2 separate regions of the Homo sapiens genome follow, and region 2 is linked to region 1. Evidence: read pairs that join two places in POLR2A ChIA-PET (ENCODE). Cell type or tissue: HepG2. All regions are shown on one strand. Each heading gives the region's core, and the rest is flanking DNA. Links, peaks and the distances in the headings are about the cores only. Region 1 has its middle 29 kb from the start of NOX3. Region 2 has its middle 34 kb from the start of TIAM2.

Region 1 (15,639 bases), core at 2,672-10,671:
TTTGCTACTGCTCATGATTTCTCCTCCTAAACCCTTGGGGAATTGTGTTTTTTCCTTTCTTGTGATAGGTACATGGTCTAACTTGCACTGTTTTACCATCTTCCTCCCTGACTACATGCTCTCCTATAGCAGAGCCTAGTACCATGTCTTGCATCCAGTAGTGCTCAATAAGTGCTTATCAGATAGCATCAAACATTGGCCAGTAACCTGAGTTTATTCTCAGACTCAGATGCCAATGAAAAGAAATCAAGAAAGACTAAATGGCATATGTGCATGTTCATTTTAGCTCTTTTCAGAATATTGACCTTGATCACTTAATTCAAGGGAGTTTTGTGGTTATATCACTGAGTCCATTGTTATGTACATATGTGGCGATTAGAAGAAAAGGAAAAAAGTTCATACTTGCCTTCATCAAGTTTTAGTGCTGATAAACCATGCTAGAAACTATTCACATTTCCCTTGCTGCTGGCTCCCTCACCACTTTTTATTCCATTGGTGCTATTGTATCCCACTTAACATTTGTATGCTGTTCTCTTGAAGTCTTTGGAGTTCTTGCAGAGTATCACAATGCCTTATAATCAGTTAGAAAAATGGAACAATTCAATTTCCCACCAACATAACTCTGGGTAATCCTCCTTTGCTGCTAATTCTAAAAAGGACTGGAAAACACACACAAAAAAAATCACAGTGCTATTTCCTGAAATAATTCCATTCTCTCTGATGCCTCCTCCAAAGTGGCAGCAGAAGCAGAAGAAACAAGGTGATCTTCCAGGAGCTAATGGTAGTGCCACCATCCAGGACTGTAATAATTGAGCGTTAATGTCCTGAGCTGTTGCTTGTCATAAATCCTCTATATGTAAAACTCGAGCCTCTGCTACGCAAGATTAATGGTTAGTAGTGTATATAATATTTATTAAACCTCTTTTTATGTTGCTTGGCAATCTGTGCTACCATCAAACAAGTTGAAATAATTGACATTTAGCACATCAACCTGCTTTTGACTGAGAAGCATGACATTCATGTAGATAGTAAACATTTGGCAATTGCTGTAAATGTCTCCAAATTTAACGTCATGACCTTTTCTCAGGTAAATGTTTTTGGATAAAATGTAAATAATGATTCACTGTATGTCAAATACCACAGTATGTCAAATACTGTGCAATGTCAAGTTTACTGTCTTGTTACCCTCCAGAGGTTCATAGATTGGTTGACCTGTTGCATCTTTCAGTAAGTTTTATAGGAAAACTCACTATTATTTATTATAATTCATTGGGTTTCCCTACTTTGCCCTCACAATATTTCTGATTAAGAAGAAGTGTGGTTTGGTTTCACCATATAATTAAATGAAACTTGGCATTTTAAAAATCCATACTCCAGCATGAAAAAATTAATACTATTTCAGTGGCCTCAAAGCACAAGGATGCATAACATGCCATAGGATCTCTGGAAGCAGTCACTTTGAATGGGCAAGTGGAAGTAGCACTAACAGATTCAAGGGGCCCATCCTTTCACCTTCCAAGATCTCTGGGCTCTTCTCCAATCATATAACAAATGCTAATGTTATGAAAGCATAATGTAGCTACATCTGATTGTGCTACTCTACAAAAATTCATCTTCATTGATCAGTGTGAAAGGATTGCTCTAAATAATAGTCCAATAGTTCCTTCCAACTGACTACTACATTTAAGTGGTTTCCCTAAGAGGAACTAGACTTTTCCATGATGCTCACTTAGTACACACCAAGTATAAATGGAATTTTTTATGCATCTTCCATTCTTTTAGTTTAATAAAGTAACCCAGACAGAGTATTTTGCAACTGTCGACGTGATTCAGTTACAGTCTGTTAATATAGCAATAGAAATAGATATGTGTTGATGTGCTAACAATAAAATCAAATCTATTTAAATTTTTTTTTCAAAGATAAGATAGGCATTTAGGTCTAATTCCTAGAAAGATTTCTGGAAACTCATATAATCAGTTAAAAATAAAAAGGTATGAAGACCCATTGTGTACCTGATATTCACTTTGCATTTTGAGTATCTTTTTTTTTTAACATTCCTTTGACAGAATTTTCCTGAGTGCCTACTAAGAGAAAAAGGCAACTCTAGACATTGCTACTTCAGTTCTGAAGAAAACACCAAGGTGTCCTCCATCTTAAAGCCTACACCCTGGGAAAAACTTTATATTTGTCTTCTCTTTGTTTCCACAACACTAACTGGGAGTTAAAGCTATTGATACTTTAGAGACCATTTTTTCCAACACCCTCGTTTCGGACATGGAGAGTTTTAGTCTCAGAATTTATATATGACTTGTCCAAAGTTGCATACTTCCAGTGGCAGATTAAAGTAAGAACTAAGTTCTCCTGCTTCCTAGGGAACTTCACACTCTACCTACTTCATTCTCGAATCCACTTACAATTGGATTGCAGCTGATAGAAAAGTTTGAAAAAAATTATCCAAATTCTCATGTAATTGCCACTACCTGAAGACACAACAAACTCTGTCTGTGCATTTTAATATCTCTTAGGAGTAATGTTAGATTGTGGGTAAAAATAATAATGATGACAATAATCTTATCAAAAATTTGTATAATGCCTATTAGCTTCTAGATCTATTTCTGAGTCTTTTGCGTACATGAATACATTGAATCCTCACAACAACCTTATAAGGTACGTATTGCTATTACCCCCACTTTACAGATGAAAAATTTATTAGGCACAGAGAGGTAAAGAAACATGCTCTTAAAATGTTCATCAAGTTAATGAGTCAGTGCAGCCATTAAAAAGAATGAGCTTACCATGTGCACTGATGTTGTAAGATTTCTGCAGTACATTGTAAAGTGAAAAATACGTATTTATCTATGTGTATAAATATATGTACATACATATACACACATAGGTGTATGACACTATTGTTTATTGTAATCACCAGAGAACTTTGTCAAAATATACTATCCAGAGCTCTAAAAAATCAGAATGTCCCAGCATGGAGGTTACACCTGCGGATTCATAAATAGATCCTAACAAGTACTACTGGTTAAGATTGCCACCCTGGTGCAACTCAACTCAGCAGGCAAATGGGGTTCTAGTTAACTAAGTAGAATAAATCATATTAAATTATAAAGTCCAATACTCTTAAAATTCTCCAGATATATTTATTTTTAAAGCTACAGATATATCTCACATCATGTGCAAAAAATATACACATAACCAGAAGCAAAAGTTGGTACCCCTTGCTGACCCTGGACATCCATGAAATCTCTCATGTCACCAGTATGCCAGAAAAACAGGCATTTAATTGTTAATCCCTGATTTAGACCATTGAACTGCAATGCCCTTTAAGGCTAAGCTAAATTTTAAATTCAATTCACTTGGAGGAGTTCATTGGTGACCTTTGAGAAATCAATTGCACAGTATCCCAGAAAAAAGATGATCTAACTTCCCTGTAAATTGATGACCTGAAAAGACATGTGCTATTCCTACCAAATAGATTGGGAGAGTGTGTTCACGTTTAAAGTTTAATGACTGTCTGTTATGTACTAATGGGAAACTTTTAGTCCCCACAAAAAGAGACAGTGAAGGGATGAACGGTGAGAAGCAGCTCTGGATGGAGTACTTTTTGCAGAAACATTTAGCAATTTTTATGGGCATTTTGGGGGCCTTATCCACTCATTATTATGACTACTTAAATAAAAATTAAAATCTTTTTTTGTTAAAATCTTTAAAACCAGAAATTGTTTTTTGTTTTTGGAGTGAAAGTAGTTTACATGTAGACAAAACTTCAGAGGTAGTCATGGAAATACAATGTTCAGAATGGAGAGACAGAAAATAGTAGACATCACCATGAATTCTCCTAACTGTCCAAAGAATACACCTCCCATGAGTGACCTTAGTCTGACTGTGTGCTGTCTCTGTCAGGGCTCTAAGATCCCTAAACATCTAGATTCAGGATTCCCTGTGGCTGAACTTTGTTTCCTTTACCTTTCTTATCAATGCCAATGGACCCTCCCAAATGGCATACAACCTCCCTCTGTTGAGACTACTGATATCCCAACCATACCTACTCCTGGGGAAGTCCCAAATCGGCTCCACTATCTTAGCTACAGAGACAGCAGCAGTCCTTTCAGATAGCTCTATGATCGACTTCAACCACCAGTTCCTAATTTTGGTGACATTTGTTCAATTAATAAATCTATCTATGAGGCCTGGCATGGTGGCTCATGCCTGTAATCCCAGCACTTCGGGAGGCCAATAAGGGCGGATTACATGCCTGTAATCCCAGCACTTTGGGAGGCCAATGAGGGTGGATTGCTTGAGCTCAGCAGTTAGAGACCAGCCTGGCCAACATGCTGAAACCCTGCCTCTACAAAAAATACAAAAAATTAGCCCGGTGTAGCGGTGTGCACCTGTGGTCCTAGCTGCTCAGGTGGCTGAGTTGGGAGGATCACTTGAGCCTGGGAGGTAGAGGCTGCAGTGAGCCGAGATCACACCACTGCACTCCAGCCTGAGCAATGGGAGTGATACCCTTCTCAAAAAATAATTAATTAATAATAAACCTATCAGTGAGGTAAACAACTGAGTACAAAATTTAGACAAAACGATTAGACAATTCTTGTTTTGTCAGCTCAGTATAAGCTTGTAAGAAAACTGAGAATTGGTCCAGGATATAATGACAGACAGGTTAAGAAGTCCCAAGTTTCATCTCTTTTCAAGGAGTATTTATGGATTACCCTCTGACTTAGCAAACAACGACTCAAGCCCCACCTCCTATCTGCGTACCCAGCAGAGTTAAACACTGCTACTCCGGACAGCCTTATATAAATAAGTTATGGACAATATATTGCCAGCTTCCACCACCTAATAACATCATGTATTTTTTATGTATTGTTGGGATTCGTAAGTTGGAGGCATATCCACTGAGATGGATAATGGTCATCTCTTTTATTTTATGCACTTAGCCTTCTTATTGAGAACTGCATTAATCTTGTGTTTTATAATGCTGAATGCCAAAGAGGTGTCTGTCTATTCCTCTCTGTCTGTCACAAAAAAAAACAAAAAGTCCTGTTCTGGCTTCTAATATACTTGCTCCTCTGGCCTCTTCTCTGCTTAGACATTTTTATTAGTATAATTGTTTTTAGAAGCATAAGCCAAAAGCTAGAATCTAAGGAAACAACACTTCCTATGGAGGAGATTTATGATCCAATATAATGAAAATACTTGTACTTTGAAATTCAGTCCCCAAAGTCAAGAAGGATTTGATGTCAGAATGTTTTTAAATCATTTTCTAGAGGAGATCTAATACAAGTGCCTTGAGACACTAAGGTTCCTACAAATGGAGTTAAACTTCATATTAATTTGTATTGGTATCAAGCAGTATTAGGTGATTTAACCATCATTAGTTTCAAATTGTTATACAGATTAAATAGCTATTCTATTCTAAATGCAAACACAATAGCGCAATACAGAGCTATTGTTTAATTATTTTAAATAGACTGTAATTTTGAATATTTCTAGTGTGACGGTTTTCCCCAACTCCTCTGCCATAAGCCATGCTGCAAATGTGAGAACAAGAACAAGTCAGTGTAAACACACACCATTACACCACCAAAGAGAGGCTTGGACCTTAAATAGATAAGGGTTTTTTGCAACTGCAAATCTGTATTGACATCCTAATAATTTCCTTGCTTACAGAACATCAGAGATAGACGGGACCTTCAAAGAGAATTTACTCTAGCACCTTTATTGTACATTGGGCAACCTGAGTGGGTCAGTAGATTATCACATAGCTATTTAGAGGAAAAGATTAGGTAAGAATGCAGGGCTGCTCTCTTCTACTCTAATGTTCTCTCCACCAGACCGTATCCATGTCTATGACCTTAGAAAACCAAAGCAGTTTTGTATACATGAAATTATTTGCCAACCTTGAATGAAAATGGGAAGGACCCCATGATCAATACAGAGGAATCTAATGTTGATATTTTACAAAACGAAACTAGGTAAAACTCAATTTTTTGTGTCCATTACAAAGAATACTAGCTACTTTATATTTCCTATGTTCATTGTTTCATTTTTATTGGCGGTTCATAGGACTAGTTTTTACTGCATCTCTAACCTTGAAACTGCTGTTTTGAAAGCGATGTTTTCTAACCTTTGTCTCTTGTTTTCACCTACAGGGCAATTATTGTGAATACTTTGTTAAAATTTGAAAAGGAATATCTGTGTCATTTTGCTAACGCTATTCAGAGCTATTACATGTCTACCACCAATTACTCTATTAGATGTATACATTTTCACACTAGTCTAAGAAAGTGACTAAGATCACCAGAATAAGGATCTGAGAGGACAAACCTAATTGACATGTTTATATCGATCTTAACAATTGAAAAGTGTGAGTCTCGCAATAGCTGACATTTGTTGAGCACTTACTGTGTTCTAGGCCCTTGTCAAGTGTCATGTATATACACACACTTTCTCAACTTTATCCTCTGCACAAAACTAAAAGGTGGATTCAATTATTGCTCTAGTGTTGAAGAAAGAGAAGTTCAGAGAGAACTTGCTCAAGATGATATTACTAGCAAGTGATAGATTAGGTTCTGATCCCTGGCAATGTGACTCCAGAGCCCTTACCATTGACCTCTGTGATCTAAAGGGCTAAGGCATACTGTCTCAGCTAGATTCTGCTGCCCTTAATTGGCTCGCCAAGCCAGATCAAAATAGGAACCTAGCAAATCTGACTCAGAAAATAGCATAAAGTAACAGAAAACCAAGTTGGTTTCACTGATCGTGAGGCCAGGTCAGGGTCCAAGGACAACTCATTAAGAGCCTCACTGGGAGCAGATTTAGGACCATGCCATCTTCAATGATGCAGATAACAACTTCATGAGATTTGAAGGTCCTTGTTCCAGTAGCCTTCATCGATTGCTTTCAATTTCTTATGTAAATAAATTTATAGATACGGAAATGCCAACTCACTGCAGAAAGAAAAGCCTGATTAACGCTTAATGGATGTAACCCTTATTAGCAGTTTATGGTTCCAGTGAGAACTCTGCCTATAATTTAAAGCAGCGGCATAATTATTCCATTTTCCATAAATGGCTACTGTAATAATACCAAGTTTATAGTTTGTCACAGGGGTGGCAGCACAAATACATACGTAGCTGTTGACTTGTAATAAGTCAGATACATTGGTGATATTCTCTAGCATTAGGAATATGGGATACATTTATGAATATGTGGAGACATTTACTTAATGATATGAATTAACACATTAAAAAAGAAGTAAACACAGCAGATAATGAAATACAGCATACAAATAAACAAAAATGTTTTCACACGTGTTGTAACCTTTGCCTTGCTACCTCTATAATTTTCCATTTACACCATGTTTTCAGTTAATGTCAAGGTGAAAAATGTCACTACAATCACACTACGTTCTATCAATGTATAAGAAATCATTTCTGTTATAAAATGAAGGATGATAAACCTAAAAATCAATCAGCATATGCACATCTGGAAATACTCTGGAGTCCTGTTTCTGAAATATTAGTATTAAATACGAAAGAATTGCTTAATTATTTGATGCTGTTGCTTTAAGTAAACTTTTTATTATTTCACTTCAAAGTCTAGAATATTGATAATGAGATGATTCATAGACAGTGATGCCAGTAGCCTTTTACCTTTGTTATATCTTGAAAAGTCACTTGGTTTTATGGACTTTTACAGGCACTCGTTTCCAGTAATTGTGTACCATATTTCAGTGAAATCAGATGTATAATGTCACAGGAGAAAAAGATGCTCCAGCCTAATTTTGCCCTACATCTTCTAGATTGAAGGTCACAATGATGCGTTTTTTACATTAACTTAATACTCTAAGAGAATTACATCTTGAATACATCTAGGATGACAGAAAATGATGTAATGAATCTTCAGTTAGTGGTCCTTATGTTTGCCTCATAACACTGTGTTTTCTTCTATTATATTGCTCTGTAATTGTCTATTTACTGGTCTGTGCCCTACCCCAAATTATAAGCTTCTTGAGCTGGTGATTGTATCTTGCTCCTTTTAATCTTCATGTTCTTCTTTGGGTCCTCAGTGCTGGTACAGTGCTTTGCACATGGTAGACCTGTGCTATACATTTGTGAAATGGAGAAGAAAGGACAAAAGGGAGAGACAGAAGCAGGAATCAGAGGGAGAGAGGAAGGGAGGAATTCTGTTACATCCTCTTGACAAACCAAGGAACTCCATCCTTCAAGTTCTAACAAAGGCAAACATATGAAAGAAATATCAATTTCTAGATGAAGATATTCACACTGATGGTAATGATACCAAGAAAAGGCATCAGCATCAGCAGAATGTTCTGCTGCTATGAAACTTAGAGAAAATTCCTTTGGTTACAATATATTTGGAGTTCCATTCAATTAGGTTAATCAGGCATAAGATCATGCTCATCATTGTTTTTTTAATAATAATTTTAAAACACTCAAGTAGTGTTTATTAAGTGTCTAGTATGAGTCCAATATTATGCTAGCCCCTGAATGAAATGCAAAAGAAGTTGTGCAATCATCCGTTCATTCAGCACTTATTGAGTGTTCAGTCATTTGCCAGATGTGCTGAGCACTTTCCCTGCCCTTGAGATAATTACATTGTTCCTGGGAAGCCAAAGCATGCAAGTACAAAGCAGAACACTATGAGAACACTGAGATACACATCAGCATTTCATAAGAAAGGTGGTAGTAGCCAACATTTAGAAAGTGCTGTGTCAGGCAAGGTGCTAAGCATTTTATCCACTTTATTTAAAGTTCACTATACTTCATACTCATTGTCATTGATAGTCCATTGCACAGCTAAGAAAAGCTCAGCTCAAAGCAGTTAGTTACCTTGCCTGTGTTAGTCCACTCAGGACTATAACAAAATACCATAAATGGAGTAGCTTATGGACAACAGAAATGTATTTCTCACAGGTCTGGAGGCAGGGAAGTCCAAGGTCACATGCCAACAGATTCGGAATCTGGTGAGGGTCCACTTCCTTACAAACAGTCGTCTTCTTACTCCAACTTCACCTGGCAGAAGGAGGAAGGGGCCTCTCTAGGGTCTCCTTTGTAAGGGCATTAATCCCATGCATGAGGGTTCAGGCTCTACCTCTGTGATCTAATTACCTTCTAAAGTCTCCACCTCCTAATACCATCACTTTGTGGTGAATTTTAACATACAAATCTGGGGGAGACATAAACATTCCAAACATAGCATTGCCCAAGTCAACAGGTAACAACTTGAGCCAATAGTCTTTCCAGTTCTGAAGTTTATGTACTTAAACAGTATGAGCTACAACTTGGGATCACCTGCCTAAATTTTTGGATGTATATAATACATCCTAAGGAATAGAGAGAGAGTCTGTATTGACTAAAATTAGAAGAAAGGTTTCATGGAAGAGATAATACTTGAAATACAGGTCTTGAAGCATTGACACAATTTACATAATGTGAACAGATGGAAGAAAACAGTGATAATTTCAAGGTGGAGGCAGGGAACAGTAAGTCCCTAAATGTCAATGGAAACTTATGTAAAATGATGAGTTCTATCTAGAAGCAGATAATTGAGTGGGGCCAAAGCTTTCAGTTGTTAAACCTACCAAGATGAATGGACGTGCTCAGGATGGCAACCTCGAGCTCCTGAACCACCATATCAACCCCTGAGCCTTGGCAACCTCGAGCTCCTGAACCACCATATCAACCCCCGAGCCTTGGCAACCTCGAGCTCCTGAACCACCACCATATCAATCCCCTAGCCTCACTGTCGCCCCATCCTTTATGATGCCAAGTTCTGTTCCTTTAACCTTTGAATTCGTTTTTCCTTTCCCTCCTCTACCACCCAAACCTTTAGTTCAAGGCTTCACAATTTCTTCCTGGCATTAGTGCTCCAGTATTAACCTGCTTTGTGACTCCATGCAAGTTACTAAATCTCTCTAATCCTCAGTCTTCCTCCTAGCGAATGGGGCATGATAATAAAACCTTTCTCGCAGGCTAGTGTGTGCATTAAGTGAGACAATGCATGTAAAGTCCATACCTCAGTGCCTGGAAAATAGTATGAAATGATAGGAGAAGAAAAACTTTTTTTCCTCTACCCTCTTAGGTTCAGTTACTGGTGGCTGGCAAATTAAACTGATGAAAGACATATTAACAAGAGGGGAAAAAAATATTTAGTTCCATACATATTTATGTTCTTAGAGCCTTTCCTGTGTCTGCTATTCCTTCAGTTGCAGCAAAATAAGTGCTCGAAATGATCCTTATGCCAAAATGACATATTTTGGGGGTAGAATATTTTAGTCCCCTTCAAACTCAATAAATATTAGCTTTGCCATATTTTTATCTTGTCTCTTTATGATCTGTCTCACCTATTATCCATCTCTTAAACTCTGGTTCGAGTTATCTTTCCAAAAATACATCTATAATCATTTCAGTCTGCTGCTTTAAAATTTATCAATGATTTTTAATTGCCTCTAAGATCAAACCCAAACTGTTTGGTCTGATATTAGCTTTGTGACCATTTGTCTATTGGTAGATTCACTTAATCCAAAACAAATAAGTAAGCCCCTTTAGGAACTATCCCAGATACACAACAACAATAATGACAACAATAAACTTGGTAATTCAAAAGCTAGTGCTCAAGGTGAAGTTCTGGACTAGAAATTGAGATTTGGACTCATCATCATGTGAACTCAATTTCCAGTTCGGAAATCACTATTATATTGTCATTTCTACTAGAATATTCAGGAATATCAGCATGCGAGTGATCCATGGGCATGGCTGAGATTACTGATGGAGAACACGTAGCATAAGACAAAAAAAGAGTCTAGAATAAAACCTTTGGAACCCCAACATTTAAGGGACAGACAAAGGCAGGAGAGTCCATGAAGGAAACTGATAAGGAACAATTTAGAGAAACTGAATGGGAACCAGATGAAGCTGCCATTAAAGTCAAGGGAGGAGGAAGCAAAAAAGAGAGTGATCAACCCCACAGGTCAATAGATTCTGTAACTAGAAAGCCATCTATGAAGTGTGCCATGGCAGGGGTGGAAACAACTGCAGTCACTTGAAAGAGAATGGTAAGTGAGGAAATGAAAGCAGGGATTATAGGTTATTTTTCTAGGTGCTTCTCAGTGAATTGAAAGACATACATATCCCACCCCCACCCCTGCATCTCCAAAAGTCACAGCCAAAAATTTAGTTTTCTTTAAAGGAATGTCTTTATTTGCTAGTAGCTTTCGACACTGGCTGCTCATTAAAATCACTTCAAGATGCTTTAAGAAAGAGACATCCTAGCCAAATGCCAGAAATTCTGATCTGATGAATTTTTAAGTCTACCCGGCATCTTTACATTTTTCAAAAACTTCAAAAGTGATTCAAATTTGCAGCCGGGTTTGAGGATTCTTGCCATAGGCTGCAGGGAAGGACTCCACCACCAAGCCTCCTGGCCATCTCACCAAGGAAACATGGGGGTTTCTGTTGTATGTATAGAGGAGGAAAAAGATCTTTCCTTCAACCCTTCTAAGTTCTCACCTGGGGCCCCTATAACAAAGAGAGATTCACAAGAGAAAAACAAAGAGATGCTTATTAACATGTATATCTCATATATGTGTGGGAGAAACTCTGGGAATGAGCAAAGATGTGGCTTGGAACGGTGGCTTATGCAGCATCTTCAACAAAGAACAGTAAGTTTGTAGGGAAATGATAAGACAAAGGAAAGTGGTTTTAGGCTTCCAATGGCAGCACATGTGGGCTGGTAAATGTATGAGAAACTAATGGTAGATAAGGACTAGTTAGTAGAGTTTATTACATAGATTCCTCTGGTGTCAACTTCAGGCAGATAAGTTGTCACTGGTGATTAACTCTTGTCCTTCCTGGTAGAGAAGAGAGAAAAGACAACTTTGAAAATTTATGTCCTGCTTTTAGGCAAATAAGGGGAGAGAAAGAAGCTCTTATATCTGCTTTTTCTGGATTTCCTTCAGCTCAAAATAATCCTTATGTCCAAGTGGCATGTTTTGGAGTGATTATTCTGGTTTCCTTCACATGAGAGGAGTTTTCAGTCACAATAATTAATGTGTTTTATGTACCTCTGCTGCACTACGCCCAGGGATTGTTGTATACCATTTCAGTGTATCCTCATAGTCAACCTGTAAGATATGTATTGTAATTATCCCCTCTATCCCAGCTATGGAAACTGAGGTCTGGGAAGATTCATACTTTAGCTGAATTTAGCCAGCTAAACTTAGAGCCAGGATTCACAAGAAGCCAAGCTGTGGACTCCAGCTGACTGTGTGCCTAACTATGCTGTCTCCCACCTTTAAATTATCAATCCCACCACAAAAGCATTATGGCTGGCAATACAGAATAACCAAATAATCAAGCCCTGTGGTTATTCAAACAAAAGAAAATGCCACACATAAAGATTTAAGACTAACTAACAACACAAAACTAACTACATTGTCATTTTTACTAGAATATTCAGGAGTATCCTGTTGTAAATTTCCAAAATTATTCTTGGCTAACATCATTTACTTGGCTAACTATATACTCCTGAAATTTAATTAGCAATCCAGCATAATCCAGATAAACCACTAGTCAGAAAATTAATTTTGCTTAAACTAACCCTGAACCTGAATGGCACTTCTATCCTACCTTCTTAAGTGACCCCAAACTGAATGGACACAATGACATAAACCTAAATAATGATTTACTAGAGCAATTACCAACAGTTTAACATCTTCTCATAAATTAGCTGCATAATAAAGCACCCTAAATTCAAACATAAATGAAAGTTTGTAAATTATTGAAGACAGGTGAGCAGAAGAGTATCACCAGCCGCCCTGAATTGTAATTTATTGTAACCAAAATTCATGTCCTTGGGCATGCACTTGGGAGCATGCATACATACAAATAGTGCCTGTCCTCAAGGAGTAGACATAAATATGTTAGCATATATGTGCATGTATTAGTTCATTTTCACATTGCTATAAAGATATACTCAAGACTGGGCAATTTATAGAGAAAAAAAGGTTTATTTGACTCACAGTTCCACATGGCTGGGGAGGCATCAGGAAACTTGCAATCATGGTAGAAGGTGAAGAGGAAGCAAGGACCTTAAGTGCAAGCAGGGGAAATTCCAGACTCTTATAAAACCGTCAGATCTCATGAGAACTCACTCACTACCACCAGAACAGCATGAGGGAAACCCACCCCCATGATCCAATCGCCTCCCTCCCTCCACAAGTGCAGATTACAATTCGAGATGCAGTTTGGGTGGGGACTCAGAGCCAATTCGTATCAGTGCATGTGTGCAACAAATGCTCACATGCTCCTTAACATTGAAGAGCTTAGATCAATCACCACACCTGTGGTTGCACCAATAGCCACGGCATTATAGGAAGGAATAAACAATGGATACTTTTTTAATTTGTAAGTGACAGGATGAAGAATATTGTGGATTTCCCCCACCAGACTGTAACAATATTAAGGTAAATCAAATTTTGCACCTCATTTGTTTAACAATATTGTTTTTCAGTTGCTATAGGGTTTTTTTTTTAGCCTTTCAGAATACAAGGCTGCACAAATTTCCTAGCACTTATTTTTGAAAAGAGAAAAAAATTGTTAGCTCTTGAACACTTAATTATAATTGGCTACGCTTCTTTTCTTTTATTAAGTGATAATTTATGAAAGACTACTTCAAGATCGTCTAAAACACTGCCTTTGGAAAGACTGAAGCAAGGGAATATGTAATCACAATGTAATGTAATCAGAATATTTAATTAACATGTCATCATCAAAGAAGAAAATAGCCTCCTAGCATTTGCGCCCAAAAGTCAACAACAGGGCCCTATTTAAAAGGCTATATATGCTTTTAAAATATATTTAATGGAGACGACATGTCCGTTTATAAAGTGTTTGCTCAATCATTCTTACATTTCAAATAAAAAATAAAACCTGGCCTAGAACTTCGTACTAAAGGGCTACTGCCTCTGGTCTTCAAATCAATTCACACACCCCTCTACCTCCCCAGCTCCCAACAGCTTCACATTACTCTCCAGCTCAATACTTCTCCATTCACATCCTCCTCCATCTACTCCATACATTTCTTCTTTCAGCTGAGTCTTGGACTCTTATTTAGGGCTGTCCCCCAAAATCAAGGCTTTGTTATTTCTAATTTCTGATTAATTTTTCCTTTTTCAGGATCCATAAGAACATATAGAAATACAATCACAGAAAGCCACTGGGGAAATGGGGAGAACATTATTCTACACACAAAATCAACAGCAAAACCCAGGTTAAGAGATTAATTTGAAAATTAGCCTGGCATGATACTGCATGCCCGTAATCCAAGCTACTCAGAAGCCTGAGACACGAGAATCACTTGAACCTCAGAGGCAGAGGTTGCAGTGAGCTGAGATCACACCACTGCACTTCAACCTGGGTAACAGAGTGAGCCCCTGTCTCAAGAAGAAGAAAAAGGAGATGAATTTGATTAAGAATCATGAAGATAATATTAAGAATTCTAATAGAAAACATAGCTCAGAATTAAGTGCCTTTTATACATACTCCTATTCATGGACATGAAGTGCTTTAAAATTTATTACTGTTTTTAAAAGCTGCAATATACTTTTTGTGTATATCTCCTTGGATACATGTTTGAGTTTCATTAAAGCAGGTACCTAGCAGAAGTGCTAGGTTGTAGGGTTCACAAATATCCCAATCAATTGCATGCTACTAAATGGCTCTCCAAAGTGGTTACAGCAACACTCCCACCAGCAGATAATAAGAGGTTTTTTTTTTCCTTTCTGCCTGACAACTCAGTATAATCTGGCATTTTAATTTTCACCAAATTAGTAAGAAAAGGTGGTACTCTGTTCTTCAGCTTTATTTCTCTGATTATTAATAAAGTTAAATTTCCTTTTACATGTGTTGACCAATTTGATTTTCTCTTCTCAAAGTTGTCCAGTTTTATTTGCCTAGTTTTCTAGAAGTTTCTTTGTATCTTTCTTATAGATTTCTAGAATTTCTTTGTATCTTCTTTATATTAAAGATACTAATCCTATGCCAGTTAAATATGTTAAATTTTTTTCTTTCAATTTTCACATTATTTTAACTACATATGGTATTTATTAGTGTATATATTAGAACTTTAATTTCCATATGGTCAAATTTACGTATCTTATCTATATTATAAATCTTCTTTAGAGTTGTGCTTTTTGTATCTTGCTTAAGACATCCTTTTCTAGTTCCAGATGAATCTATCTTCTGTATTTTAATCCAATAATTTCAAAATTTTGGTTTTTAACTTAAGACATTTAATCCCACGGAACTGATTTGTACATGGTGTGAGGAAGGGACCTAACAATATTTTTTACCATAATGAAAGCCATTTATTTTTTAATGTAGATTGAACAGTCCCTCTGCGCTGCAATCTGTCATATAAGTTCTCACATGCAATGAATCTGCTTCTAGACACTATATTCTGTACTATTCCGCAATTTATTTGTGTCCCAAAACCACATAGTTTTATATTATATATGTGTATTTTTTTATATAAAGCTTTATATCAATTCTTGGTACCTGATCCAACAATTAGCCCGTCTTTGCTTTTGTCTGTTT
Region 2 (15,639 bases), core at 3,920-11,919, 520 kb after region 1:
AATTAGCTGGGCATAGTGGCGGGTGCCTGTAATCCCAGCTACTCAGGAGGCTGAGGCAGGGGAATCACTTGAACCCAGGAGGCGGAGGTTGCAGTGAGCCGAGATCACACCATTGCACTCCAGCCTGGGCGACAAGAGCGAAACTCCATCTCAAAAAAAAATCATGCAACTCGTACCACCTAACTTTGTTGACATAGACATGTTAAGCAGGTACCCGCAATGCTGGCCAGTACTTTTATTCTTTCTTGTCTGTGCCACCCTCCCAAATATTACACAAACATTGTCCACCAGTTTAGATGCAGAAGGAAAGAAGAAATGAGTAGTAAAACAGAAACATGTCTTAGGTAAATTATATCTTTAAACTCTAGTTTTAATTATTTTTTTCTTATCTTCTTCCTTCTGTTGAATAATGTTCTGCTTTCTTCTGTTACATAGTGATTGAGTCCATCATCTTTAAGGCATTTGTTTATTTATTTATTTTTATGTATTTATTTATTTTGAGATGGGCTTCTCACTCTGTCACCCAGGGGGAGTGCACTGGCGTGATCTCGGCTCACTGCAGCCTCCGTCTCCTGGGTTCAAGTGATTCTCTTGCCTCAGCCTCCCAAGTACTGAGACTACAGGTGCACACCACCATACCCGTCTAATTTTTTTATTTTTGGTAGAGACGGGGTTTCACCATGTTGGCCAGGCTGGTCTTGAACTACTGACCTCAGGTGATCTGCCCGCCTCAGCCTCCCAAAGTGCTGGAATTACAGGCATGAGCCACCACACTCCGCCATTTGTTTATTTATTAATTCATTTATTCAACACTTAGGAGTGTGCAGTATATTTTGGGAAAGGGCTGAGTGTTGAGAATGTGGAAATGTGCAAACACCCTGACCTCATGTGGTTTTCCCTCTACTAAAGTCTACATTTTATCTGAAATAGTTCATTCACAGTGTTTTCTAGGCTCCTCCTCCTGAAAGGATGACGTAGAAAACATTTTAAAAACATAAAAGCCAAAACAAAGCCGTATCTGATTGCTAAATCTCAAACCTAAATTTTTGAAAGGCAAATTTTACCCAAAGAATATTTCAGGCTGTGCTCAGTGGCTCACACTTGTAATGCCAACACTTTGGGAAGACTAGGCAGAAGGACTACTTGAGCCCAAGAGTTTGAGACCAGCCTAGGCAACATAGAGAGACCTCGTTTCTGCAATTTTTTTTCCGAGATGGAGTCTCACTCTGTCGTCCAGGCTGGAGTGCAGTGGTGTGATCTCAGCTCACTGCAACCTCCGCCTCCTGGACTCAAGCGACTCTCCTGCCTCAGCCTCCCCTGTAGCTAGACTTACAGGCACGCACCACCATGCCCAGCTAATTTTTGTACTCTTTTTAGTAGAGACAGGGTTTCACCATGTTGGCCAGGCTGGTTTCGAACTCCTGACCTCAAGTGATCAGGCTGCCTTGGCCTCCCAAAGTGCTGGGATTACAGGCATGAGCCACCGCACCCAGCCTTCGTCTCTACAAAATATTTTTTTAAATAAAAAATAAAATTTTTGCCCTCCCCCTCCCCCTCCCCCTCTCCCTCTCTCTCCCCACGGTCTCCCTCTCCCTCTCTTTCCACGGTCTCCCTCTCATGCCGAGCCGAAGCTGGACTATACTGCTGCCATCTCAGCTCACTGCAACCTCCCTGCCTGATTCTCCTGCCTCAGCCTGCCCAGTGCCTGCGATTGCAGGAGCGCGCCGCCACGCCTGACTGGTTTTCGTATTTTTTTGGTGGAGACGGGGTTCCGCTGTGTTGGCCGAGCTGGTCTCCAGCTCCTAACCGCGAGTGATCCGCCAGCCTCGGCCTCCCGAGGTGCCGGGATTGCAGACGGAGTCTGGTTCACTCAGTGCTCAATGGTGCCCAGGCTGGAGTGCAGTGGCGTGATCTTGGCTCGCTACAACCTCCACCTCCCAGCCGCCTGCCTTGGCCTCCCAAAGTGCCAAGAGTGCAGCCTCTGCCTGGCCGCCACCCCGTCTGGGAAGTGAGGAGTGTCTCTGCCTGGCCGCCCATCGTCTGGGACTTCAGGAGCCCCTCTGCCTGGCTGCCCAGTCTGGAAAGTGAGGAGCGTCTCTGCCCGGCCGCCATCCCATCTAGGAAGTGAGGAGCGCCTCTTCCCGGCCACCATCACATCTAGGAAGTGAGGAGCGTCTCTGCCCGGCTGCCCATCGTCTGGGATGTGAGGAAACCCTATGCCTGGCTGCCCAGTCTGGAAAGTGAGGAGCGCCTCTTCCCGGCCACCATCCCATCTAGGAAGTGAGGAGCGTCTCTGCCTGGCCGCCCATCGTCTGAGATGTGGGAAGCGCCTCTGCCCCGTCGCCCCGTCTGCGATGTGAGGAGCGCCTCTGCCCGGCCGCAACCCCGTTGGGGAGGTGAGGAGCGTCTCTGCCCGGCCACCCCGTCTGAGAAGTGAGGAGACCCTCCGCCCGGCAGCCGCCCCGTCTGAGAAGTGAGGAGCCCCTCTGCCCGGCAGCCGCCCCGTCTGAGAAGTGAGGAGCCCCTCCACCCGGCAGCCGCCCCGTCTGAGAAGTGAGGAGCCCCTCCACCTGGCAGCCGCCCCGTCTGAGAAGTGAGGAGCCCCTCCGCCCGGCAGCCGCCCCGTCCGGGAGGGAGGTGGGGGTCAGCCCCCACCAGGCCAGCCGCCCCGTCCGGGAGGGAGGTGGGGGGTCCAGCTCCCCGCCAGGCCAGCCGCCCCGTCCGGGAGGGAGGTGGAGGGGGCCAGCCCCCCGCCCGGCCAGCCGCCCCGTCTGGGAGGTGAGGGGTGCCTCTGCCCGGCCGCCCCTACTGGGAAGTGAGGAGCCCCTCTGCCCGGCCACCACCCCGTCTGGGAGGTGTACCCAACAGCTCATTGAGAACGGGCCATGATGACAATGGCGGTTTTGTGGAATAGAAAAGGGGGAAAGGTGGGGAAAAGATTGAGAAAGCGGATGGCTGCTGTGTCTGTGTAGAAAGAAGTAGACATGGGAGACTTTTCATTTTGTTCTGTACTAAGAAAAATTCTTCTGCCTTGGGATCCTGTTGATCTATGACCTTACCCCCAACCCGGTGCTCTCTGAAACATGTGCTGTGTCCACTCAGGGTTAAATGGATTAAGGGCGGTGCAAGATGTGCTTTGTTAAACAGATGCTTGAAGGCAGCATGCTTGCTAAGAGTCATCACCACTCCCTAATCTCAAGTACCCAGGGACACAAACACTGTGGAAGGCCGCAGGGTCCTCTGCCTAGGAAAACCAGAGACCTTTGTTCACTTGTTTATCTGCTGACCTTCCCTCCACTATTGTCCTATGACCCTGCCAAATCCCCCTCTGTGAGAAACACCCAAGAATGATCAATAAAAATAAATAATAAAAAAATAAAAAAATAAAATAAAATTTTTAAAAAGAACATTTCAAACTAATTTTTCCCCTAATCATACTGGAGGGTTTTTAATAACAAAATTAATGAAAGGGTTATTGTATTTTCAAAACTTCTTCTTGTCCCATTGATATGGCTTAAATATTTTAAAGGGATTACCTGGATGTGTCAGCTTCTACCTATATCTTGGATTTTAGCATTTGGATTTATCTTTGGGATCAAATTTGTATTCAGGAAAGAGCTCTAACATAAGGTTGCTTTGCCAAACAATTGTTCATGTCACATGATTTGAGAGGATTTTTAGTTAAGAGTTGAAGATGAATCTCCATAAAAATGATGCAGACATTTTTTCCCCAAAGAAGAGCTCATCAGACTCTGCGCTTGTTTTATATGGCGAGAACTTTAGTTAGTATTGGAAGGCCTCCCTTCGCTACACCTAGGTGTGAGACAGGCTTTCTATGCTGTTTCTCTTCCTTATGTCTTTTTTTTTTTTTTTTTTTTGACAGAGTCTTACTCTGTCAGCCAGGCTGGAGTACAGTGGCACAATCTCGGCTCACTGCAACCTCTGCCTCTTGGGTTCAAGCGATTCTTCTGCCTCAGCCTTCCAAGTAGCTGGGATTACAGGCATCCGCCACCATGCCCAGCTAATTTTTGTATTTTTAGTAGAGACGGGGTTTCACCATATTAGCCAGGCTGGTCTCGAACCACTGACCTCAAGTGATCCGCCTGCCTCGGCCTCCCAAAGTGCTGGGATTACAGGTGTGAGCCACCGTGCCCAGCCAGAATGCTTGTTAAAAATGCATAATTCTGGCTGGGTGTGGTGGCGGGCGTGTGTAATCCCAGCTACTCAGGATGCTGAGGCATAAAAATCGCTTAAACCCAGGAGGCAGAGGTTGCAGTGAGCCTAGATTGCGCCACTGCACTCTAGTCTGGGTGACAGAGCGAGACTTTGTCTCAAACAAACAGAAAATGCATATTTCTGGCCCCACCTCCTGAGATTCTAATTCTGTGGATCTGAAGCAAGGGTAAAGAATCTGAATTTTGACAAACACATCCAGGTGATTTGGATGCGAAACTGAACATTGAGAAACAGGGTCTCAAAGCGTCTCTCCTCCACTCAGACCCACCTCCCAGGAACAGGATGGAGAGCACCACTGACGGACAGGCGGAGCTGCTGAAATGAAGTCTGACACGTGTCAGTATCATGTGTGTATCATGCTTTGAAGAATCCTTCTGCATCGTCGCTATTAGAATAACATATACATGATTATAAATAATGGCATGCAGGTGACAAGTGCTGTATTCAAATCATTTATTTTTCTTAACCATTTCATGCTTTGTTAAAGTCAAGTTCACTTCTCAAGACCAAGCTAAATGCCATACTCTTAACATGACACTAGAGGCTGGGCGCGGTGGCTCACGCCTGCAATTCCAGCACTTTGGGAGGCTGAGGCAGGTGGATCACTTGAGGTCAGGAGTTGGAGAACAACATGTCAAAACCCCATTTCTACTAAAAATAAAAAATTAGCAGGGTGTAGTGGTGCGCGCCTGTAATCCCAGCTACTCAGAAGGCTGAGGCGGGTGAATTGCTTGAACCTGGGCAGCGGAGGTTGCAGTGAGCGGAGATTGGGCCACTGCACTCCAGCCTGGGTGACAGAGTGAGACTTATCTCAAACTAAATAAATAAATAAATAAAATAAGGGCTGGGGGTGGTGGCTCACGCCTGTAATCCCAGCACTTTGGGAGGCTGAGGCGGGCGGATCACGAGGTCAGGAGATCGAGACCATACTGGCTAACACAGTGAAACTCTCTCTCTACTAAAAATACAAAAAATTATCTGGGTGTGGTGGCATGTGCCTGTAGTCCCAGCTACTTGGGAGGCTGAGGCAGGGGAATCACTTGAACCCAGGAGGCGGAGGTTGCAGTTGGTCTAGTTTTGCCATAACTGTATCCCTAGCACCTGCACTTGCTTTGCGCATAATCGGTCTAGGATAAATATGTTTATAAATGAATTCAATACAAAGAAATATGAAATAGTGTGAACATTTGGATAATGCTTCTGTGGAGGTAAATGTCAAATTCTTGCCATTATAACATTGATCAATCCTTTATTGGAAAAGTGATCATTTGTATGTTTAAGAATGAGTCAACTACATTGTCTACACAGAAATGGAAGGCAAGAAGTCCAATGCTTTAGAGAAAATTTGGCCCTTCTGCCTAGGATCAGTCTATACTTCTGAATTCCCAATTTTCCATTACTCGAAACCACAAGTTTCTGCAAGGCTTAGTGTATTTTAATTAAACTCCAATGACAAGCACAGGCTTTCCAAACTTCTTACTGGTTTACACCATTATGCTTCAAAGCAGGGTTTAAAGAAAACAGGGAGGAGGGAATAATATTAACCAACTCATTAGAAGTTCACATTATACATATGCAAAACAGAACCACAGAAGAGTGAGGTTGAGAGTTATCCTGAGTTCATTCAATGGCACTTAGCAATGATCATGTCATTGCCCTTCAGGATTGGTGTTTTGTTCCTTTATTTCCCTGTTTTGTATTCACAAAGTAAAGCTCTGTCTATGTGACTCAGCCTATGAAAATGCTTAGCTTGGCAACCAACAGGGGTATTCCCCACACAGGCCTTAGCAAAAGTCTAGGAGAAACAAGAAGGCCAGCACTTGCACCACCTTCCCCATGTGCCCTCTGTGGTGATCCCAACAGCCCCTGCCAATGGCCACAGTGGGAGGCGGGGGCTGGAAGGGAAAGTTGTGCTGAGCTAAGCCTTGCTTAGAGAAGCCGCTAGAAAACAGATGGGATTTTCTGGGAGACTGACTTTTCTTCCCTTCCTTTCTCCTCTTTCTTTCTTTCCGTTCTTCCTCTCTCTTTCTTTCTTTCGTTTTGTGTGGTTTTTTTGTTTGTTTGTTTGTTTGTTTTGAGTCAGAGTCTTGCTGTGTTGCCCAAGCTGGAGTGCAATGGCTTCATCTCGGCTCACTGCAACCTCCACCTCCCAAGTTCAAGCAATTCTCCTGCCTCAGCCTTCCGAGTAACTGGAATTACAGGCGTGCGCCACCACGCCTGGCTAAGTTTTGTATTTTTAGTAGAGACGGGGTTTCACCATGTTGGCCAGGCTGGTCTCGAACTCCTGACCTCGTGATCCGCCCACCTCAGCCTCCCAAAGTGCTGGGATTACAGGCGTGAGCTACCGCGCCCGGCCTTCTTTCTTTCTTCCTCCCTCTCTCCTTCTACCCTGCCCTCCCTCCTTTCTTCCTTTTCTTTCCTTCTTTCTTCCTTTTTCTGTGGGCCTCTTGTAAGAATAACAGGATCGACAATCTCAAACAAATATTTAGCTAGCAAAGCTTTCTGTGGATAGCTTTGGTCTTCTCTCAAGTCTGTCACTGTCTCAAACTTGGCCCTTTGCAATCAATGTAAGAGATGCAGGTAAGTTATTTTAAAAAGCATAAAGAAACAAATAGAAACTTCAATAATGAACCCTCGCTAAGATAGCTGCACTTAACCGTTAATCTGAAAAGCATCACCCGACCCGATGGGAACCTGCAGAGAGTGTGACCTGCCACCCACAGTATCAGGTATTAGCCTCAGCCACCAAGATAATCTTGGTTCAGGACATTGAGCCATCATTATACTTGAAATATATGCTATGGAATGACTTTTGGACTCTGAACACAATTATAACATTCACCAAGTCTGACGAGTTTACCACAAGAAAAACATGTAGTTTAAATATTAAACAACTCAGGCCAGGCACGGTGGCTCATGCCTATAATCCCAGCACTTTGGGAGGCCAAGGCAGGCAGATCACCTGAGGTCAGGAGTTCAAGACCAGCCTGACAAACATGGTGAAACCCCGTCTCTACTAAAAATACAAAACTTGGCCAGGCATGGTGGCTAACACCTGTAATCCCAGCTACTCAGGAGGCTGAGGTAGGAGAATCACTTGAACCTGGGAGGCAGAGGTTGCAGTGAGCCGAGATGGTGCCATTGCACTCCAGCCTGGGCGAAAAGAACGAAACTCTGTCTCAAAAAAAAAAAAAAAGGAAAAAAAATTAAACAACTCAATTTCTTGGATAATCCCCTCCTGAAGTATACCTAGAAATTCACTTGCAATCTGCAACCATTCATTTCACAAACGAGAGTGTGTTTCTGTTAAGGGGTCTCAAAGGTTATTCACCCCAGTAACAATATGGTCCCGTGGAAGCACCTTGAAGAACTGGATGGCTGCACTCCAGCCACAGAGCCATAAAGATTAAAGTCCAGGAAGTGAGTTGATATCTCCATTTTAGTGTGCTGTTTTCAAATTCCCAGGTCAGCATTTGCTGGTGAGTTTCAAAGGAGAATTCAAGAAGATTTGGAAGAAGCTCCAGGCTTGCTGCCTCTTGACTGTTTCAGAGTCATTCTGCTCCTGAGTGTCCAACATCTCCAATCATCCTCAGTGTCCCCATGCTGCCATCTGTGAATAAGCGCATTGATCTGTGGTAGGTAAATGCCAAGCACTCAATCCAGGAAATTGTCATCTGAATGATTTACACACATGCCCTGAGCCCCATCGGGCACTAAAGAGATGGATGCTTTGCGAGTAAATCTTGCATGCATTAACATTAATTTAAAATAATCCGAGTTGGCAGTCAAAAGCATACTTTTCAATAAGCAGCCAACTTTTCTTCTATTAAATCTTTAGGAGAATATATTACCAACTTCTGGGAAATAGTATTTGCAAGAAGCTGAGCTTGAGTAGGTTTAAGAATTTAGCAGTGTTAAGCTGCCTGCCACAAACGTGTGAAGTCCACCTGTATACGTGTGATCAGCACATCAGACTGTGTCAGAGCTTCCGTGGCCCCCACAGCTGTCTCTGTCCAAACACAACCACCAAGAGGGCTCAGGCCGCTCTGATGATGGTGCTGTCCTGAGAGGGGGACTGAGGAGCACTGCAGGGACAGAGGACAGGTTCAAAGTCTATGCAGAAGAAACCTGGACTGTGTGCTCTTGGAGATCGGAATCCAGTGAAGCGATTAGATGGCATGAGTGAGAGTGTCAAGTAACAGCGGGTGGCCAGGTGCCAAAAGATTGGACAGAGCTGTGAGGAAGGAGACAGCAACGTGATGGCGTGAACAGGGAAGGTGGGACGGAGGTGACCTAGGCTCACCCTGAGCCAGGCAGAGGCCCAGGACCTGGAGAGGACAGGCGGGGCATTGAAGGGAGCAAAGGCTGGAACAGAAGTCATGATGGGATGTGGAGCTCCCTGAAGGTCAGCTGGGACTGCCTGTTCTCTACTGGAAAGCCCGGAGACCAGAGGTCTCAGAAGAAGGGAGGAGAAGAAGCCAGTGTTTTATAGGGATGAGCACAGAGGCTGGGCTCTGTAGGAAGGAGGAGCGCCAGCCTGGCAGTGGACAAAGCCTTCGGGATGCTGCTGACCTCTGGGTCCCTGGGCTCGCTGATGGGGGGGCCCTCTCAGCTCTGCTTAAGGTCACCCACTGGGATATGAGAAGAAGATATCAGAATTTTGATTTGGGCCAGGTGTGGTGGCTCATGCCTCTAATCCCAGCACTTTGGGAGGCCGAGGTGGGCAGATCACTTCAGGTCAGGAGTTCGAGACCAGCCTGGCCAACATGGTAAAACCCTATCTCTACTAAAAATACAAAAATTAGCCAGGTGTGGTGGCATGAGCCTGTAGCCCCAGCTACTCGGAGGCTGAGGCAGGAGAATCACCTGAGCCTCGGAGGCGGAGGTTGCAGTGAGCTGAGTTTGCACCACTGTACTCTAGCCTTGGTGACAGAGAGAGGCTCGGTCTCAAAAAAAAAAAAAAAAAAGAATTTTGATTTGTTTTTACTTTTAAAAATCTCAACTTTTTGAGTTTCTATTTTACATATTTATTAGGTGGATGTAAAAGTGATTGCCATTTTTGCCATTACTTTCAATGGTAAAAACTGCAATTACTCTTGGAGCAACCTAATAAATGAACACATTAGTTTAAGAGAAAGCGTATGTGAGGCTGGGTATGGTGGCTCACGCCTGTAATCCCAGCACTTTTGGGGGCCGAGGTGGGCAGATCACTTGAGGTCAGGAGTTCGAGACCAGCCTGGCCAACATGGTGAAACCCTGTCTCTACTAAAAATACAAACAAACAAACAAACAAATTAGCTGGGCGTGGTGGTGTGTGCTTGTAGTCCCAGCTACTCAGGAGGCTGAGGCCGGATAATTGCTTGAACCCAGGAGGCGGAGGTTGCAGTGAGCTGAGATCATGCCACCGCACTCCAGCCTAGGTGATAGAACTAGATTCCGTCTCAAAAAAAAAAAAATATATATATATATATAATATGTAAACAATCAAAAATTGGGAGAGTGGAATATCTCTCAAATAAACTTTAAAAACTGGGGGAGCACATGCAAACATATTTAGTTAATGTTCATGAACAGAATAGTCTGGGGGAAAATACTCTGCATGTAGGGGCCTGAACTAACAATGCTAGCCGGTGAAGGGGTGAGAGCTACGAGAGGAAAAAGAAACTCCGTGAGCCCGGGGGTGCAGGAAATGGAAGGAAGCGTGGTATGAACCCCATCTCTCGGGCATTTCATCTGGGAAATCAGGAGGGATATCCCTACCCCTGTCAGAGATGAGGATGGCGGGAGTTGATCCCACAAGACAGGTCGGAGACCCCAGGACCAATGACCCCTGTGGAGGGCCCTCCAAACCAGAAGGGAAAATGTCAGAGAGGTGAAAGAAAAAATGGGAAATTCAGCATCCCAGAGGTCGAGGGAAGAGAGACCTTCAAGGGGACAGGGTGGGCAGCAGGATGAAGGAGCTCAGAGGGAATGATCCCGAGAGACGCCTCTTGGAATTCCACGAGAAAGTCACTGAAGACTTTTCATAAACGGCTTCAGCAGAGGGAAGAGTGTGGAGGCTGGACCGCAGGGGGTTAAGAAGGGAACAAGTGGAGAGGAAATGAAGGTACAAGGTCGTGTTTAGTTTTCAACTATTAAAATGTCAGTGTCAAAGTCAGAACTGTAGGGGTGGAAGGGTGTAATGTGAAGCTTTTTCTTTCATCTGGGACCCCAGAGGAATTCCCCATTACTATTTTAACAGTGGTAAGTGGTAGCTGTGGCTAGGGCAGTGGGACACAGTGTGGGAAATGGTGAGGCCATAAAGTGCCCCGTCCTGTCCCAGAACCCTCCAGATGGCTCAGGTTTGGTCTGTGAGTTTATGTAGTAGAGAATATACAAGAGCTTGGGCCAGGTGCGGTGGCTCATGCCCGTAATCCCAGCATTTTGGGAGGCTGAGGCAGGTGGATCACGAGGTCAGGAGTTAAAGACCAGCCTGGCCAACATGATGAAACCCCGTCTCTACGAAAAATATAAAAAGTTAACCGGGTGTGGTGGCATGCACCTGTAATCCTACCCACTCAGGAGGCTGAGGCAGAAGAATTGCTTGAACCCGGGAGGCGGAGGGTGCAGTGAGCCGAGATCACGCCACTGCCCTCCAGCCTGGGCGACAGAGTGAGACTTAATCTAATAATAATAATAATAATATAAGAAGAGCTCTAATTTTATAAAGGCAGAAAGGAATACTTAATTCTCAAATCCATACATGATTAGAAGTCTGAAAACTTTTCCCAAATATCATATCCTATTTGATACTTTAATGTCAGAAGATCTGAATAGAAATAAGTGGTAGGAAGAAGTGTTAATTATTTGCCATCAGTATCAGACTCTCATCCACAAGCAGTTGGACATCTGGTCCCTCTCAGGTGAGATGTCTGCAGAAGTGACCAAGGTTTTTGACTCTTCTGATGGGTCTCTGGAAACCTGGGAGACACCACTCCAGTATTTTGGCTTTACCCAGGTACGAAATTGTTTATTATGCATTTGACAAGTGGGAAAATAGGTTCAAAGCCAGATGTGAGAACTAATTAATGCTTATAAAATTATTTGAGAGCTACAGATGAAAGGAGTGATTTAAGTGCAGAATATTATCGTCTGCTAACGATGGAGTGCACTGAACTAACCAGATTCTCCCAGAGAATAACCTATATCCTAGGAATAAAATCAGGAATTTGTTTGTTTGGTTGGGTGTTTTTTTTGTTGTTTCTTTCTTTTTTTTTTTTTTTCAGATAGGGTCTCGCTCTGTCACCTAGGCTGGAATGCAGTGGCACGATCACGGCTCACTGTAGTCTCTGCCTCTTGGGTTTATAAGATCCTCCCGCCTCAGCTTTCCAAGCAGCTGGGACTACAGGTACGTGCCACCATGCTTGGCTAATTTTTGTATTTTTTGTAGAGACAAGTTCCCACTATGATGCCCAGGCTGGTCTCAAACTCCTAAGCTCAAGTGACCTGCCCAACTCAGCCTCCTAAAGTGCTGGGATTACACGTGCGAGCCACTGTGCTCAGCCAAGTCAGTAATTTTGGAAGCTGCATTACACATTTTAGGTGAAAAGCAATAATTACTGATAATTATTCAGTAGCTGTTCTTTCCATTTCTAGAACTATCATAACAGTTCACATCCTTGGACACCCATGGGCCTCATAGACTCACAGACTCTCAGGGCTGGAAGGGTTCTGGTGCTTTGCTCCTTCAACTCCCTTCATGAGTCTTCCTCCGCGGCTGCCCAGGCACGTGTGATACCTCCAGCAGGGGTCTCATTACCACCCATTCCCCTTTTCCTCTGTCTAAATCAGCTTTAAAAGTCTCATTTACCCTCTTTTGCATCTCTGCAAGCAGAGGCACATTTTAGGCTACTGCGCCCTAAATCTCCTCTCATATCCATCCCTGGTCATTCACGCCTCTTTTGCTAGATTTTTTGCACATCCTTTAAAAATCTTATTCACTGGCAAGGCTCCAGATTTTCTGCAATAATAACTTAAACATTTTTTTTTTGCCACTGAGTGCTAGACTGACGAGGTCCTTTTTTGATCAGTGGAATCTGATGTTGTGATATCATTATTGACTCAGGCAAATCATGAACTGCTAGTACCAGTGAGTGCAGCTGGTAAGAATAAAGTAATGATGGGGCCGAGTGTTGTGGCTCAGGCCTGTAATCCCAGTACTTTGGGAGGCCGAGGCCGGTGGATCACCTGAGGTCAGGAGTTCAAGACGAGACTGGCCAACATGGCGAAACCCCATCTCTACTAAAAATACAAAAATTAGCCAGGCATGGTAGCAAGAGCCTATAGTCCCAGCTACTCGGGAAGCTGAGGCAGGAGAATCACTTGTACTCAGGAGGTGGGAGGTTGCAGTGAGCCAAGATGGGGCCCACGGCTGGCTGCTTGTCCAGGCCTTGGCTCTCTCCTGCCAGATGGTCCTACAGACTTGCCTGTGCCTTGGGTTATGAGGAGGGAGACATAGTGTGGTTGGCTCAGCATAATCACAACATGGACCCATGGAAAAACAGGAGCATCCACAAGAGGGATACCTGAGGCTGGAGCTCTGCCGGGGAGAAAAGGTGATGACAAAGAAAGATAGGAGAGCTGGGCATGGTGGCCCATGCCTATAATCCCAATACTTTGGGAGGCTGAGGCAGGAGGATAACTTCAGCCCAAGAGTTCAAGACCAGCCTGGGCAACATAGCAAGACTCCATCTCTAAAAAAAAATAAAAAATTATCCAGGCATGGTGGCTCATGTCTGTAGTCTCAGCCACTTGGGAAGCTGAGGCTGCAGTGAGCCAAGATCTCACGACTGCACTCCAGCTTGGGTGACAGAGCGAGACCCTGTCTCAACAACAACAAAAGAAGAAAGGAGCCATAAGAAATAGGGCTTCATGGAAATATGTCTTGTCAAAGGGAGAAGAGGGAGAGTAAAGTGCAAAGACGAAGGAGAGAGGCCAGGCACGGCAGCTCACACCTGTAATCCCAGCACTTTGGGAGGCCAATGCAGGCGGATCACCTGAGGTTGGGAGTTTGAAACCAGCCTGACCAACCTGGAGAAACCCCGCCTCCACTAAAAATACAGTATTAGCTGGGCATGGTGGTGCATGTCTGTAATCCCAGCTACCCGGGAGGCTCAGGCAGGAGAATCACTTGAACCTGGGAGGCAGAGGTTGCAGTGAGCCAAGATCACACCATTGCACTCCAGCCTGGGTGACAAGAGCGAAACTCCATTTAAAAACAAAACAAAACATTAAAAAAACGAAGGAGAGAATGCCGTTTGGGAATTACTCAAGGCAGCTCTTTCCCTTTTTTTTTTTTTTTTTTTTTTGAGACCAGTTCTTGCTCTGTCACCCATCCAGGCTGGAGTGCAGTGGTGTAACCATGGCTCACTGCTGCCTCAACCTCCCCAGGCTCAACTGATCCTCCCATCTCAACCTCCCAAGTAGCTAGGACTACAGGCATGCACTGCCACACCCGACTAATTTTTGTATTTTTTGTATAGATGGGTTTTGTCATGCTGCCCAGGCTGGTCTTTAATTCCTGGGCTCAAGTGATCTTCCCACCTCAACCTCCCAAAGTGCTGGGATAACAGGCATGAGCGACTGCTCCCAGCACCCTTCCCATCCTTGATCTCTCCATGCGGATGCTCAATGCGCTTTGAGGGAAGCCTCAATGTGCTCTGCAAACCCTTAAGTCTGTGAGTGCGTGTGTGGCTATGGAGTAGGGGTTGCAGGCGAGTTTGCACGCCTCGGCAGGAAGGGGCTGGCACTTACCTGCTTATTCTCCCTGGGCTCAGATGCTCAGGTGAGGGAGAAAACCCAGGCGGGCTGCTGTGGGGTTTGTACCTAATACTAAGGGGTCTACCCCAGGTGCACACTCACAAAATCTCATTCAGAGTTCAAAGAGGTAACAAAAGGAACGTGTGTGTGTACCGCATGCGCGCCCACAGTGTGAGTTTGGCACACATGAAGACATATGCCCATATGTTTACCCTCTCAAATTTTCCAGTGCAAATTAGGAGGCTGGTTCTAATAACATGGCAATAAAACATCAAGCGTCTGTGCTACAGTCTCTCACCAGGCATGGGAAAATGGTTTATCTTGGATCCCGGGGCAGCCACTAATGTAATGAGAAACTAATAGATGGAGGAACCATCCAGACACAGTTTCAAGGCCACAGAATTTTTCTTCTTATCCACAACAAAGTCTCAGGAATGCAAGACCACAGGCACAGGCTGGAAAACTGCACAGAAGTGGAGTTCTCCTGATGGGAGAGATTCACACGGCAGCCTCGGTTCACAGAGGTTTCATATGGAATTTCTCTGTGGAGGGTTGTACAGGAAGCAGCTGAGTGGAACTCTTAAAATGAGAGCACGTTACAGAAAGACTCCAAAACTATGACTCTCATCTCACCTGAAGACAACCGCTCCTTTTTCATGCATTTGACAAGACCATTTTCATATCAGTCAGGCATTTAACTTTCATGTTCATATAAAAATTCAGTACTTTTACCAATAACAAGAAGTTTTGGTTCTGGGGTTGTTTTTTGTTTTTGGTATAGTTGGGGGTTTTGCTGTGTTGTCCAGACTGGTCTCAAACTCTTGACTTCACACGATCCTCTAACCTTGGCCTCCCAAAGTGCTGTGATTATAGGCAGGAGCCACCACATCTATCCTAACAAGAAGTGTTTTTGTGGCGTTTTTTTTCTGTTTGTTTTTTAAGACAGAATCTTGCTCTGTTGCCCACTGTGGAGTGCAGTGGCGCTATCATAGCTCACTCCAACCTCGATCTCCTGGGCTCAAGCGATCCTCCCACCCTCAGCCTCCAAGTAGCTGGGACCACAGGCACGCACCGTCACGCCCAGCTAATTTTTCTTATTTTTAGCAGAGACAAGGTCTTGCTTTGTTGCCCAGGCTGGTCTTGAACTCCTGAGCTCAAGCAGCCCTCCGGCGTTGGCCTCCCAAAGTGTTGCGATTACAGGCATGAGTCATGGTGCCCCATCTAACAAGATGTTTTAAAAGAGCTTTTTCAAAAATATAGAAATTCAGGCAAATTGTTACCCCCCACCCCCGCAAATTAATGAAAAGGAGGCACTCTTTCCTCAAAAATCAAACTGTTTTGAGGCTGGGTGCGGTGGCTCATGCCTGTAATCCCAGCACTTTGGTGGATCACCTGAGGCCAGGAGTTTGAGACCAGCCTGGCCAGCATGGTGAAACCCCATCCGTATTAAAAATACAAAAATTAGCCAGGCATGGTGGTGTGTGCCTGTAATCCCAGCTACTCGGGTGGCTGAGGCAAGAGAATCGCTTGAACCTGGGAGGCAGATTGCAGTGAGCTGAGATCGCACCACTGCACTCCAACCTGGGTGACAAAGTGAGACTCCAT

What was found. ChIA-PET counts read pairs that join two places held together with the same protein. Peaks named below come from ENCODE experiments on the same cell type or tissue, not always from the same donor. Only the 100,000 strongest peaks of a DNase experiment are listed, where the experiment ranks them.
Region 2: POLR2A ChIA-PET joins it to region 1 with 5 read pairs; 1 of 35 experiments calls an interaction of 5 or more read pairs at or near these places.

Annotation. Positions count from the first base shown.
Region 1 is chr6:155,477,072-155,492,710 of GRCh38, reverse strand. No RefSeq gene overlaps it. Among named protein-coding and RNA genes, the nearest start is that of NOX3, 29 kb to the right of the region's middle. In HepG2, for the core only: no CTCF peak of the experiment used is centred there; DNase peaks (open chromatin) are centred at 4,750, 5,720 and 8,680.
Region 2 is chr6:154,953,336-154,968,974 of GRCh38, reverse strand. No RefSeq gene overlaps it. Among named protein-coding and RNA genes, the nearest start is that of TIAM2, 34 kb to the left of the region's middle. RefSeq lists an enhancer at 2,101-2,747. In HepG2, for the core only: no CTCF peak of the experiment used is centred there; DNase peaks (open chromatin) are centred at 5,964, 7,054, 7,804 and 8,444.